Regions from separate parts of the Homo sapiens genome. Here region 1 is linked to region 2. The links are chromatin contacts, found by Hi-C or POLR2A ChIA-PET in ENCODE. All regions are on one chromosome and are shown on one strand. Each heading gives the region's core, a stretch centred on a gene start or an enhancer-like site at or near the end of the contact. The rest is flanking DNA. Distances are from core to core; before and after follow the strand shown.

Region 1 (5,958 bases), core at 1,123-3,622, 120 kb before region 2:
ATCAATGGGGCTTTAAACAATGTGGTGAGGTAGGGAGAAAAATGCCCAGAAAAACAGCTATAAAACCAATTTCTACAGATGGCAGCATCCATGACTTGGAAAGAACCATAATGATGCTGAAACTATACAAGTGATTCACTGGAGAAAATAACTGGGACAGGCATCAGAAGAAATGCTTAAGGCTTCAGATGCCAACATATAAATATGAGGCAAGGGTAATGAAGTGAAAATTGAGATTGTAATACTGAGTGGTAGATACAGTATCAGAGGAATTAGCTATAAGATTGTAGTTGTTGGGCTGGGAACCCAAGAATGGTTGGGGCTAGCTTGCTTGCTTTGCTTATTTATATTTCAAATGGTATTCTTAGGAGGAGAGGCAGAGTAGCACTACTGGCCAAGAAACATACATCTATGTGGAAACGCATGAGTTTGGGATAGAAACATGCTAAGAGCTTGTGAGTGAAGGAAAAAGGAGAGAGCAATAGAAGTGCTAATGGTTGGGGAGTACAGAACAGACTGCTCAGCTCGATGGAAGATATAGATGATGCATCCTTGTCACAACACAATACACATACAGAAGCAAGAAAGTGTGGTGATGGGGGTGTCAACCATCCAGATATCCACTAGAAGTCTCATTTGGTTAGAAGTAGGGCACCCAACAGGTTCTTGACTTACTTTGGTAACAATTTTATCTCCCAGATGGTAGAGGAAGCAATTAGGGGAACTTCAACTCTGGACCTAATTCTGACCAAGAAGAAAAAAATAGTTGGTAAAATGAAAATTGATAGGAACATTCAGAGAGAGTCACTATGTCATTTCGGAGTTCAGGGTAATCAAAGAGGGGAAGGTGGACTTCAAAAAATTCAAAGAAAAGAGGCATGATTCAATGGCATGAGATTCAGAAGGAAAAATGGTTTAAGAGGGTTGAGCAGCTTCCAAATGTTCAACTGTAACTGCAATCACAAATGATCCTCTCAGGAAGAAAAGAGGGGTGGCACTTAAGTAACCAACACGGCTTCACAGAGATTTCTCCCAGGTCAGATTTTTAAAGGACATATTTTAAAAGATGGAAAGAGGGCATGTAATGATGGTCTATAAGAGAGTGGAATGAGCTTATAAGAATAATGTCAGGAGAGCTACAATTCCAAATTAGCTGAAGCTTGCAAAAATAACAATAATAATAATAATAATAAAACAAAATAAAATACTAAAGACAACCATTTATTCCCTATTTTAAAATTATATTTAAGGCCCTATCACCGTCCCCATGTCACAAAGGCAAATAAGTAAAAAAAAAAGACAAACAACATAATAACATCAAAACAAGGAAGGTTTATTGTTAAAAGCAGTAGATAATAAAGAAAAAGCAAAACTCTCTCCCTCCTATTTTGTTCCTGGCTTCTCTATCAAGGAGAATGACTGTCAGACTGAAAAAGGGAGAAGAAATTAAACTCTAAAATGGGTAAAAAGATGTAAGATAGCAAATAATTGATCCATTCTAAATGAATTACTGGACTGGATGGGCAAATCCCAGGAAACCGAAAGACCTTGTAGGCAGGCCATGGAATTGCTCTCTGTGGATAGTTGAGGAATCACAAAGAATGGAGAGGTGCTAGAAGATGAGATGATAAATGTAGCATAAATTTTCAAAAAGGGGAAGAAGGCAGACTTCCCAAACTACAGAACACAGTGATTTGGAAAGATATTCTAATGGATTATTAAAGGAATGGTCTCCAAGCACTTTAAAAAGAAAGTAGTGACGACTAGAAGCCAGCTTATATTCACTAAGAATAAATAAATCAGATTGTGCTAGCTTAATTTACTGTAATAGATTTACTATAAATTTAAGATCCGCAGCTACGATTGGCATTCTTAAGATCCAAATGGAGAAATATGAGCTGAGTCACAGTGTAACTGGGTGGCTTAGTAATTGAGTGAACAATACAAAAGATGGTGATTCATGAAGACATGAACCTGGAGGGTAGTTTCTATGTCATGTCACAGGGCTCTATTCCTGGCCTTCATATTTTTCTCAGAAATATGGATGACACACAGAAGGCAGGCATATCGAATTTGTAGATGACAAGAAACTGGAAAATAAATATGTTGCATGACAGAATCAGAAACCGTAGATCAACTGGTTACAATGGCAGGATTTTCAACTCTCACGACAATCTTTTTTTTTTTTCCCTAAGATCTCTGAAGAAGATTCTGTAACCTTCTTCAGAAAAATCATAAAATAGTTTAACAATGACCACTTGGCAAGGATAGTGTTGAGGTGATTCAAGCACCAGATGGGTGGTTCAGCTAAGTGACCTTTAAGGTCTCTGCCAACCCTGAGTTTTTATGACTCCAACTTTAAGAATCTTTCTCATTTTCTGAGATCTCCAGAAGAGATTTCCCAGCCTTCCTTGGTAACCCACAGAATGTTTAACAACACTCAAGACAGCATTTCCTCTTATCTTTGTCTTAATCTTGAAGTATTTTCTAAAATTTTTTTTTTAAACCTTATGTTGTTATCATGTTTTCCCCACTAGCAGAAGTTCTACTAGAAAATGTTCTAGTGCAGATGAGCATTCTACATCTGGAAAATTTTCCCTGTCAGAATGTTTTAGATATGTAAAGAATTGTATTTATTTTATATCCTCACAATATCCTAGGGATAGCCCTTCAAGAAATTAATTTAGGATCACAGCAAAGCCATTGAATTCATAAAATGACTAAAACCACCTCCACATGGTGGCTGTCCTTCATTTAAAAAAAAAACTTTTTTAAATAGAGTAATAACTCCCCAAATAATCCTCCAGTTCAAATGCAGTTTAATTTAAGTATCCTATCAATGGCAACTGAATATATTCAGCAAAGGATGAGATTTCCTTTTTAACAGCAAGATTTTCCCCCACTTACTCATTTATCTCCAAGGCTTCATGAGCTGCAGAAATCCTAGCTTGGGGGTTTCTCTCTCTCCAGGCTTTCTGCATTACTATTTAAGAAAAAGAGAAAACACCAAGTCAATCCATACATATAATTAGGTAGACTCAGTAGAGGACAAGAGCTAAATTAGGAGTGTCAGCTTAAATTACAAGAACATATTTCATTGCTAAGAGGGTTGGCCAAAATCTCCAAAGTCATATTAGTGTATTAATGTGCTATTCCACAGTATTTCAACTGCTGATAGCAAACCTTTTTTGTGCTCACAAAACTACAGGCTAAGGAAATCAAGAAAAGGCACTCTAACAGAGATTTTGCGTGTCTTTTGCACATTAATGTCATTTGTTCTTGGAGAATATATTTTATGCATTTTGAGATGACATTGCTACCAACCTTTTCATTCACTTAGATACAACATAATTGGTCATTTTCCGAAGCACTTAACACAGACTCTTGGTGTTAGAACATTCTGAAACCATTTCAAGAATTATGCGTGGGTCAGTAAAAAATGCTTAAGCTTTTGCTTAACATGTGTACTTATATCCCAAATTTACCTGCAAACCTAGCTTTTATACATCAGAGCAGTTTCTGAACATATGGTGGGAAGCTCAATGGGAATATTTACTGTACCATGATGTTTCTACCATAGCAAAGAGTACCATTTTACAAAGGAGTAACAATCTCCTTATTTATTTTATAAATTTGTATTTTATAAATTATTTTAGAGTGTGTAGAGGTTCCCTTTCAAAAACATTTTTTCACCTATTTACTTTGAATAAATTTTATAACAAAAAATTTCAGTTGAATTATCTGAAACTCAAGTAATGTAAAATACACACTAAACAAAGTATTTTCTCAGATGGAACACACATCTAGACTCCAATAGCCAAGGCCATGACCCCATTCGATGCTAGTTAACCTATAAATAGGCAAATAAAAGTCACTAAAATATATTCATTAATCATCTGAATCCAGTAAATTCCAATTTCTACTTTGAATATCATAAAGGAGATAAGGCCTTCATGCTAACTCAACCAAGAACTTCATTAGCTTCATATAAGATTCATATTTCTTTAAAATATATAAAACCAACTTCGATATATTTTTAAAAATCATGATTCAAATTATTATGAGGGGACTCATTTCAACATAAATACTTCATTGTGATAAAGGTTTACTTAATTATCAGAGTTCTGGGTTCTTATTAGTCAATCAACAATTTAATATTTTATTCATTGGAGTTTTACAGAGTGGATATTCTAAAAGCAGAAATCTTGACACTTAAGCCAAAAAGCCCTCCCATTCAGAAGGATGTATGGATTTTTCATACTTGCATCTGCGGGACGCAGATGGTCCGAGTCACAAGTAAAGAATGTCTGGTGGTCTTGGGCAGAGAGATTCATGTCATAGTAAGTAAGAGGCTCTCGTCCTGTCACCCAAGTATACCTGCAAAGGAGAAATAAGATGATTAGACACTTTTGAGAGAGAAAAGCAAGACCTATAAAATATTAAGCTGCAGAGGCGTTGAAATATAGACCATTAACTGAATACTAAAATAGCTTTGCTAATGAATAAAAAAAATTTTTAAAAATCATCTTATTCTCCCTTCAGGAATTATATCAGTCAAAAGAAATAAACATTTTCTCCTGTGTTTTTGTCTTAAAATTTACTAGCCCTTGCTAATGAAAACCTTCCCTAATTCATATTATGAATAGACACTTTCCTAAAGCTATGAAAATTCTAATTTGCCTAATTACTTTGCTAAACTAAATTCCAACATAACTTCTGCGACATCTCTATAACCATATTCCAGGTAAGCTTCAAAATGTTTTCAATGTATAGTATATATTGAAAAGAATAACTGTTAATACAAAAACTCTAAAAACTACACATTTTTGTACATTATCCCAAATCTAGTGCTAAAATATTTATAAAACAGAAAAATCAAAACATTTGAAGATAGTATTAAAAAATGGACGCACTACATAGACTGTTACAATGACCCCTAAATGAACCAGCAAAAACATTTGCTGCTGTCTTTGCTCTCTGAACCAGACCCATTTGTTTCCCAAGCTGTCAAAATGCTTACCGATTGTATTCAGCACCCCTAAATAAATTTAGTGGATTTCGCCATACTTTGCATTCTGCAACAAAGAGAAATATGAAAATGTTACGCGTAAGTTCAGTGACACTACAAGCTAATTAATTCAGCAAAACACCCTTCCTGCCATTTGATAAGATAATTCTATTCACTACCCTTTACATGGGAAGCAATGTGGAAAAACTCTGGGTGGTTAATCACAAAATGTGGCTCAGGCTCCGGGACTTTGGAAAGTTTTGCCTAATCTCTCTGGGCCTGAGTTTCCTCACTTGCCAAATCAAGATGCATGCCAAAATCAGCTAGTTCATAACTCCTAAAATTATTTCAAGAGGTCCAAACTGATTCTATGAATTTACTTCTAAAACCTTATAGATAAAAGTATAGGCAGAAGTAAAACTATTTTCTGTCAGTCTAAAACATACCTCATAATAACGTTGTACATGACAAGACAAACTATAGAGTATAATATGCAAACAGCCTTATAGTCTTAATTTGGGTTCATGCTAACAGTGATTTTATGATAATTTACCAGTTTGCTTTTGCCTTACAGGAAAGGAATAAGAAAATTAATAAGATTACCATATTGTAGGAAGAAATGCAATTAAAAGAAATTGTCTCAAAGCATTTTAATATCATTTACTTGCACAGATACATATACTAATCATCATACTAATATCATCATGTTAGCACATCCTAATAGGTCATACCTCTTTATTATACCAGGACCACAGAAATTTAGAACAAAAGGACTTTAACTTAGAAAAGCCAAGCATTAACTTTAAGACTGTGTTATAATGGTAAGCATATGACTAATAAACTACAATTCTTTTAAAACAGTCTATGATTAAGACTTTCTACTGATTCAGAATACTAGATTTTGGATGAATAAGATTTTATTATAAAAAAATCAGTTAATAGTATTCAAA
Region 2 (6,255 bases), core at 3,312-5,811:
TTCTACAAATTCTAGGATTACTATTATCACTTAACAGATCTCTCCAATAATTTTATTTACTTATTTACTTATTTTTATTTATTTTTGGCGGAGTCTCACTCTGTCGCTCAGGCTGGAGTGCAGTGGCGTGATCTCGCCTCACTGCAGCCTCTGCCTCCTGGGTTCAAGCAATTCTCCTGCCTCAGCCTCCTGAATAGAGTAGCTGGGACTACAGGCATGCAACATCACACCCAGCTAATTTTTGTATTTTTAGTAGAAATGGGGTTTCGCCACATTGGCTAGGCTGATCTCGAACTCCTAACCTTAGGTTATCCGCCCGCCTCAGCCTCTCAAAGTGTTGGGATTACAGGCGTGAGCCACCTCGCCCAGCCATCTCCAATAATTTTATAAAATAAATAAGAAAGTACCATTTCACTCAGTCGTCTAATCAGTGCTTCCTTACCATAAGCAGAGCTCATTATACCACCAATCTGCTACAGTCAAAAGCTGTTAATTCTCATCAACTTCACCTGTCACTGTTGCTAAGTGAGCCTATCTCATTTATTAGGCCTTAATTCTCTTTATCTTAACCTAGGGTACAGATTGGGAAGCCTTCCACAAGTTGTAACAATTTGATATAATTTCTTCCTGATAATTAAGATGTGCAAATGGTTAGAACATTAATGTTATGATTGTTTTAAAATAGTAAGCTCAAAATGCCTGATAATAACTACCTACATTTACACAAAACTTACAAGTGTGTGGAAACGCTGACTGCCATTATCAAATATCACCTGGAATAACATTTTATGCTTTTCACAATTTAGTAGTTAGCATGGATTTTTAAAGCACTTATCTAATTATCTGAGTAGCATTATTTTAAGACTTTTTATTTTTATGCTGTGTATTTTATAATTCTTAAGAGACAGATATTTTAAGGAAATGCATTTTATTAATGGAATGAAAACATAATGAAATATCTAAATTAGAAAGTATAAGACCGATGGACAGATGAGTAGATAGATATAAAACCTACAACCTACTTATAGTTAAGTGATTTGCCATACCTCAGAAATCCAGCAGAGGGGTTAAAAGCCAGGCTTAGCAAACAGAAAAGCCAAGTTTAGTCAGAGAAGATTCAACTCCCATCTCAGCCACTTACTACATAGATTATCCTAATTAAGCAAGTTTTTAAACCTCTCTGAGCCTTGGTTTACTTACATACTAGATAGATTATCTTAATTAAGCAAGTTTTTAAACCTCTCTGAGCCTTGGTTTACTTACTTACTAGATAGATTATCTTCATTAAGCAAGTTTTTAAACCTCTCTGAGCCTTGGTTTACTTATAAATTGACAAAAGGCCTAGATCAATGCTTGGAATGTATTAACAGCTAATATGTAAATAGCACTTTGTGTGTACCAGGCATTGTTCTAATTCATGTATTAACCTATTTAACCCTTAAAACGACCCTAGGAGGTATTATCCCCATTTTAGAGATGAAGAACTGAGGCATGGAGGATAAACAACTTATCTAAGATCAGAGCCAGGATTCAACTGGAGTAGCCTCTAGCTCAGAATCCTTGTGCTTAACCAGTACACAATACTGCCTGTGTAGAGTAGGTGATCATACGGAAGCCAAAAAAAAAAAAAAAATTTCAAAAAACTAGGTTCTTTCCAATAAAACCAAATCTACAGTGGGCCAAACAGTTCAGTTCCGAATTCATAAAAATTCTTTCTATATTCTATGATCAATTCCAACATATGAAAAAATTGAACAGAGAATCAGAATGAAAGGGATAATGTTTAGTCATTGTGATAGCTTAAAATGAGAGTGGCATTAGCCAGTAAAGCAGAAATAAGTACTCAAGTGCAGAAAGCTACAACCATAAAAGGACCTGTCCTACCCAAGGCACACTCAGTAACCACTAAATCCCACTCTACTTTTCAGTTCTCCAAATGTCACAGTAGATACTACTTGCCTAGACTCTATAAACACTGACTATAAATTCAAAGCTCAACAGGAGAGCCTTCAACTAGATCCCTCCACCCACCTCTCAAAGAATTTTCTCTATCTCCATCTCACTCTCAGCAAGTGAGACTTGCTGATATGCCTAGATGCCCCCTTCCCAAACAATCACATCATAGTCCTCTCCAAAACGTATAACGTTCACCTAAGTCAGAAGTTCTTCTCGGGTCACCTGTTCTAGGGACCACTATCCTAACCACAATTTCCTGAGACAGCAGTGGGTTGTACTTATAGCATTTGGCACCCCTGAATCCCATCCCAGAGTCCTGCTACAATTTAACCCTTCGTGATCCAGGTTGGAGAAAGAATCATTACTGAATCAAGAGACCTGGAGTCTAGCCAACACGGCCACTCATTACCTCTCTGATCTAAGATAAATTCTAGAACCCCTGTATGTATCTGTTCCTTCACTGGTAAAATGAGGAGGTGGAACTGGAAAATCCCTAAGATCTAGTCCAACTTTAATAATCTTGGACTCTACTTTAAACCAATTACAGTCAGAGGAGAAAACTCAAGTAACTCCTGCTGATACCTACTCCTTTTCTAGCCCCCACTGTCCCCTCTTCTATCCTGCCAGGGCTTTGGGAACAGCCCCTCCTCAAAGGAGCCAGGATGTATTGTCCTAATTCAGCGTGTTTATGTTGGATGCTGATGTTCTGGGGAGCCTCCTCCTGTTTACAGGGACACTGTTCCTTTCTAGGCAGACCCCCAGTAACTCAGCCTGGTGGTAAGTAGACAGATACACACACACACATTAACACACACACACACACACAAAATACTTAAACTGTTGGAGGATCTGCCTACTAGAGGGTTCATGGCTCATGACCTGGTGGGTCACACCTCTTAGGACAATGTGGCCTGGGTGCCAGCAATAAAGCTTCTGAAGGAGACCATTCTTCCAGGACTTGATTGAGACAGCTGGACACAGAGTGTGAAGCTTTTCATAGAGGACAGCTCAGGGGCTGAGACATAGCTCTCCTCTCTTTCTCTTTCATGGCTTCCCTCCCTGGACTAGTGCCTGCCACGCGAGTCCACGGTCCTCTACCCTCCTCAGAGGAGAACGAGCATGGCTTCCACTTCACTCTTCCCTCTTAAATCAGAAAATCACAGCTTTATCATAATATCTTACATCGCATTTCCAAATTATACAATAACCGACTTTGTTATTACACATGTTTTAAAATACCAGGGTTGGATTATAAATGTTCACTCTATTTTTCTGCATTTCAGAAATGAAAATAGGGGGTTTTCCCTCTAGTCTCAATTCTCACCAACATGTGAGAGCTAAGTCAAAATGCCTTAAGGTTATGTCACATCCCAATTTCACCTTATTACTAAGTCAGAACAAACATTATCTAAGATATCTCATCTTGCTGCTCTCCCAGGCCTCTTACCACCCACTCCAGCCTGCATCTGCATCAGCATTTCCTTTTCATGTTTTGTCATCCTCATTGGCTTTGCTTACTGAGCCCCAAGTCTACCTCATGGCCTATCCCAAAATGTGAGAAGACTCCACTAAAAAAAGGATTATCTGGATGCAGAAGATTCCTAGAGCGTATGCCCAGCTCCTCCCATTACTGGGCTCTACTCCCAAGACCTCAAAATTTAAGTAAGCTAAGACAGATGAGCATCTAGCACTAACCAGATAAAAGAACTACCCTATGAAGTGAGGAGAGAATTCAGCTACTCAACTCAATATCATGACCCAGACCAGTGCTCCACATTCTCCATGGCACTAACCAGACTAGTTACTAGCTACCTAGAACCTAGAACCAAGGCAATGGTTCTGAGAAATTGTCAGTTACTTTCACAGATAACAATCATCCTTATTGAGCACAAAAGCATAATTATGACCAAACGCATGAGTAAAACATAATAAAAGATCTGCTTAACCAAACTCCAAACCTTCAGATAAGGGCTCTTTCTGGATACACAACACCTGTTTGTTGTTATGCTTTAAAAGGATGGTGGCAATAGTGGCAGGATCCCCGGTTCTCAGTGGCTGCAAAGCACAGATCTCTTACATGGTTGTAGGGCCACTCCCTTCTTACAGTGGCCTCAAGAGAACTAAAATCAAGTAACCACAGCTGGAAAAAGGAGGTAAATAACTTTTATAAGAGGTGCTGTGTGGTCTCCCTATCACTGATGTTTTAACTCTATCAGAAGATGACTATAAAAAAGGACATTGGGTTTATGTGTTTAAGGTTAGCCAATTAAAAAAAAATATAGCAATTAATCTTGATGTATAATTAGCAGTCATGAGAAACATTACTAAAGTTACTAAAATGCCTGATAAAAATAAGAAAGATTAAGATTTTCGTCCTACAAATATGAATCCAACAATAAATATGCTTATTCATTTTACATCCTGACAGTGATGGTCATTTTATATACATTTGAATCAAAGCTCTAGTGTAATGATCAGAATCAAACTATAGGTTTGTACAACAAACAGGGAGGTACCCAAGCCAGACATATCCCTCTGTAGAAAAGCTTCTTTAGGCAAACCACAGACCTTCCTGTGTGGTTTTGGTCTGTTCACATGATTGGCAAAAGGAACCACTGGAAAATAAGCAAAGAAAGTCATAAAAAATAGTCATGAATGGACTAGTGTGGGTTGTCCCAGAGGCCAAAAACAAAAAAAAAAAAACAAAAAAAAAGTGGAGAAGTTCTTTAAGGAATTTCTTAGCTGTAGCATACAGCTGCAGTTCTAGGTAAGCAAAGAAGATCACAAATTTCCATGGTACTACAAAACAAATCATTCTCAATGTTTTCTAGCAGGAGCTGGCAAATCCTTTTTATAAAGGGCCAAATAGTAAACAGTTTAGATTTTGTGGGACCATCTGTTCTCTGTCACAACTACTCTATTGTTTCAGTGCAAAAATAGTCATAAACAATACATAAATTAATGTAGCCATGTTCCAATAAAACTTTATTTATAAACTTTGAAATTAAATTTCTTGTAATGTTCACATATCATGACGTATTCTTTTGAAAATTTTTCAGCGATTTAAAAATGTTAAAAAAAAAGTTAGCTTATAAATCTCACAGAAACAGGCAGCCCATGGGCTACAGTTTGCCAAACCCTGTTCAACAATATTTACTGTGGTTGATTTGACCTTTCTCTGCAAGAGCTCTAATCTTCAATTAGGTCTCTGCCATTGACAAGACTCACGAAGATAATGGAATCCATCAACAACTGCCTGATTGCATCAGGGTCAGAAATTCAAGAAAAGTTTCATCCCAATTCCCTTCATTTCTGATGATACTATGAACAATACCTCATTCCCTATCACATTAGAACTGGTGATAAATGCTCAATTTCTGAGAAATTGTCAACTACTTTCCCAGATAAGGAAAACCACATACCTCCAATCCACATACATCTCTAGCCCTTGAAGATTATATAAAAATGGAAATCATGGGCTAAGATTTCCAAGTCTCTTCAATTATATTATAAGCCAGGAAAACTTTCTATAAAACATACTCATAGTGTAGAACACAAGTAATAGCTAGTTTGTCTGAGAAAATCTGACCCTGTTCACCAACAATTGCTGAAAGGGAATTCTTGAGAAACAAGAAACAGACTACAATCCTAACTGCACAGTTAATTAATTTGGTTAGACATTTCACAACAGTATCACTTCATTTATGAAATGAAGAACTTAAAATTATTTCTGAGGTTTTTTTCTAGCTCTAAAATACAACAATTCTGTAATGAGTTACGCTGATCATGATACCTACCTCATTAAGGGTTTCGGCAGATTTCTATTAAAGTTCACATGGATGACTTTTTTTGTCATTAGCCTTCAGATAAGAAGCAGATAATTTCCTCTCTGCTTTTTTGTCTCTGGTTTTTTGAAAGGCTATTGAAAATATATTTCTAATCAAGACAACTGCTACATTCTTAAAATTTTAACACAGATTCTTACAGTTTTAACACAGATATAGGTGATTCTAAGAGAAAATGTAGTGAAGTGTATTACTTGGAAAATGTTTCTAGAGACAGACATTTGTGCCTGTGCAACTATAGACTTCAAATTCATAGAGACAGAAAGTAGAATGGTGATTGCCAGAGGCAGGAGGAAGAAGAAAATGGGGAGTTGTTTAATGGGTACAGAACTTCAGTTTCGTAAAATGAAAAGAATTCTGAAGACTGGTTGCATGGCAATGTGAGCATGAGCTCCTAAGAAGACAGTCAGCCTGTCCTGTGAAGCTTTGAAGCCAGGCATTGACTTCTCTCCAG

Evidence for each region. A loop is a pair of places that touch in the nucleus more often than their neighbours do. ChIA-PET counts read pairs that join two places held with the same protein, here RNA polymerase II (POLR2A). Pooled maps may share reads with other maps.
Region 1: a loop to region 2 is called in a map of endothelial cell of hepatic sinusoid, with 4 times the contacts of the local background. The contact joins two enhancer-like sites. A Hi-C loop is called at or near these places in 3 of 168 maps with a recorded cell type or tissue (PC-3, SK-MEL-5 and endothelial cell of hepatic sinusoid), 3 of 37 single-sample maps with no recorded cell type and 10 of 50 pooled maps. POLR2A ChIA-PET finds 5 or more read pairs at or near these places in 8 of 52 experiments (A673, CD8-positive, alpha-beta T cell, OCI-LY7 and 4 more).

What each region holds. Positions count from the first base shown.
Region 1 is chr7:117,128,910-117,134,867 of GRCh38, reverse strand. It overlaps ST7 (suppression of tumorigenicity 7), which reads right to left. Exons shown (of 16, transcript NM_001369598.1): 4 at 5,021-5,075; 5 at 4,262-4,377; 6 at 2,908-2,983; 7 at 676-744. All of the region lies in intron 2 of ST7-AS2 (ST7 antisense RNA 2), which reads left to right. Among named protein-coding and RNA genes, the nearest start is that of ST7-AS2, 14 kb to the left of the region's middle. Within about 2 kb of position 2,372, at least 5 of the 41 ENCODE cell types and tissues checked have a DNase peak (open chromatin) inside an H3K27ac peak, as active enhancers do; they include PC-3, where a contact is called at or near this core.
Region 2 is chr7:117,007,662-117,013,916 of GRCh38, reverse strand. The region is part of intron 1 of ST7 (suppression of tumorigenicity 7); the gene reads right to left. Among named protein-coding and RNA genes, the nearest start is that of MIR6132, 9.4 kb to the left of the region's middle. RefSeq lists a silencer at 1,792-1,841 and an enhancer at 2,832-2,911. Within about 2 kb of position 4,561, at least 2 of the 41 ENCODE cell types and tissues checked have a DNase peak (open chromatin) inside an H3K27ac peak, as active enhancers do; they include PC-3, where a contact is called at or near this core.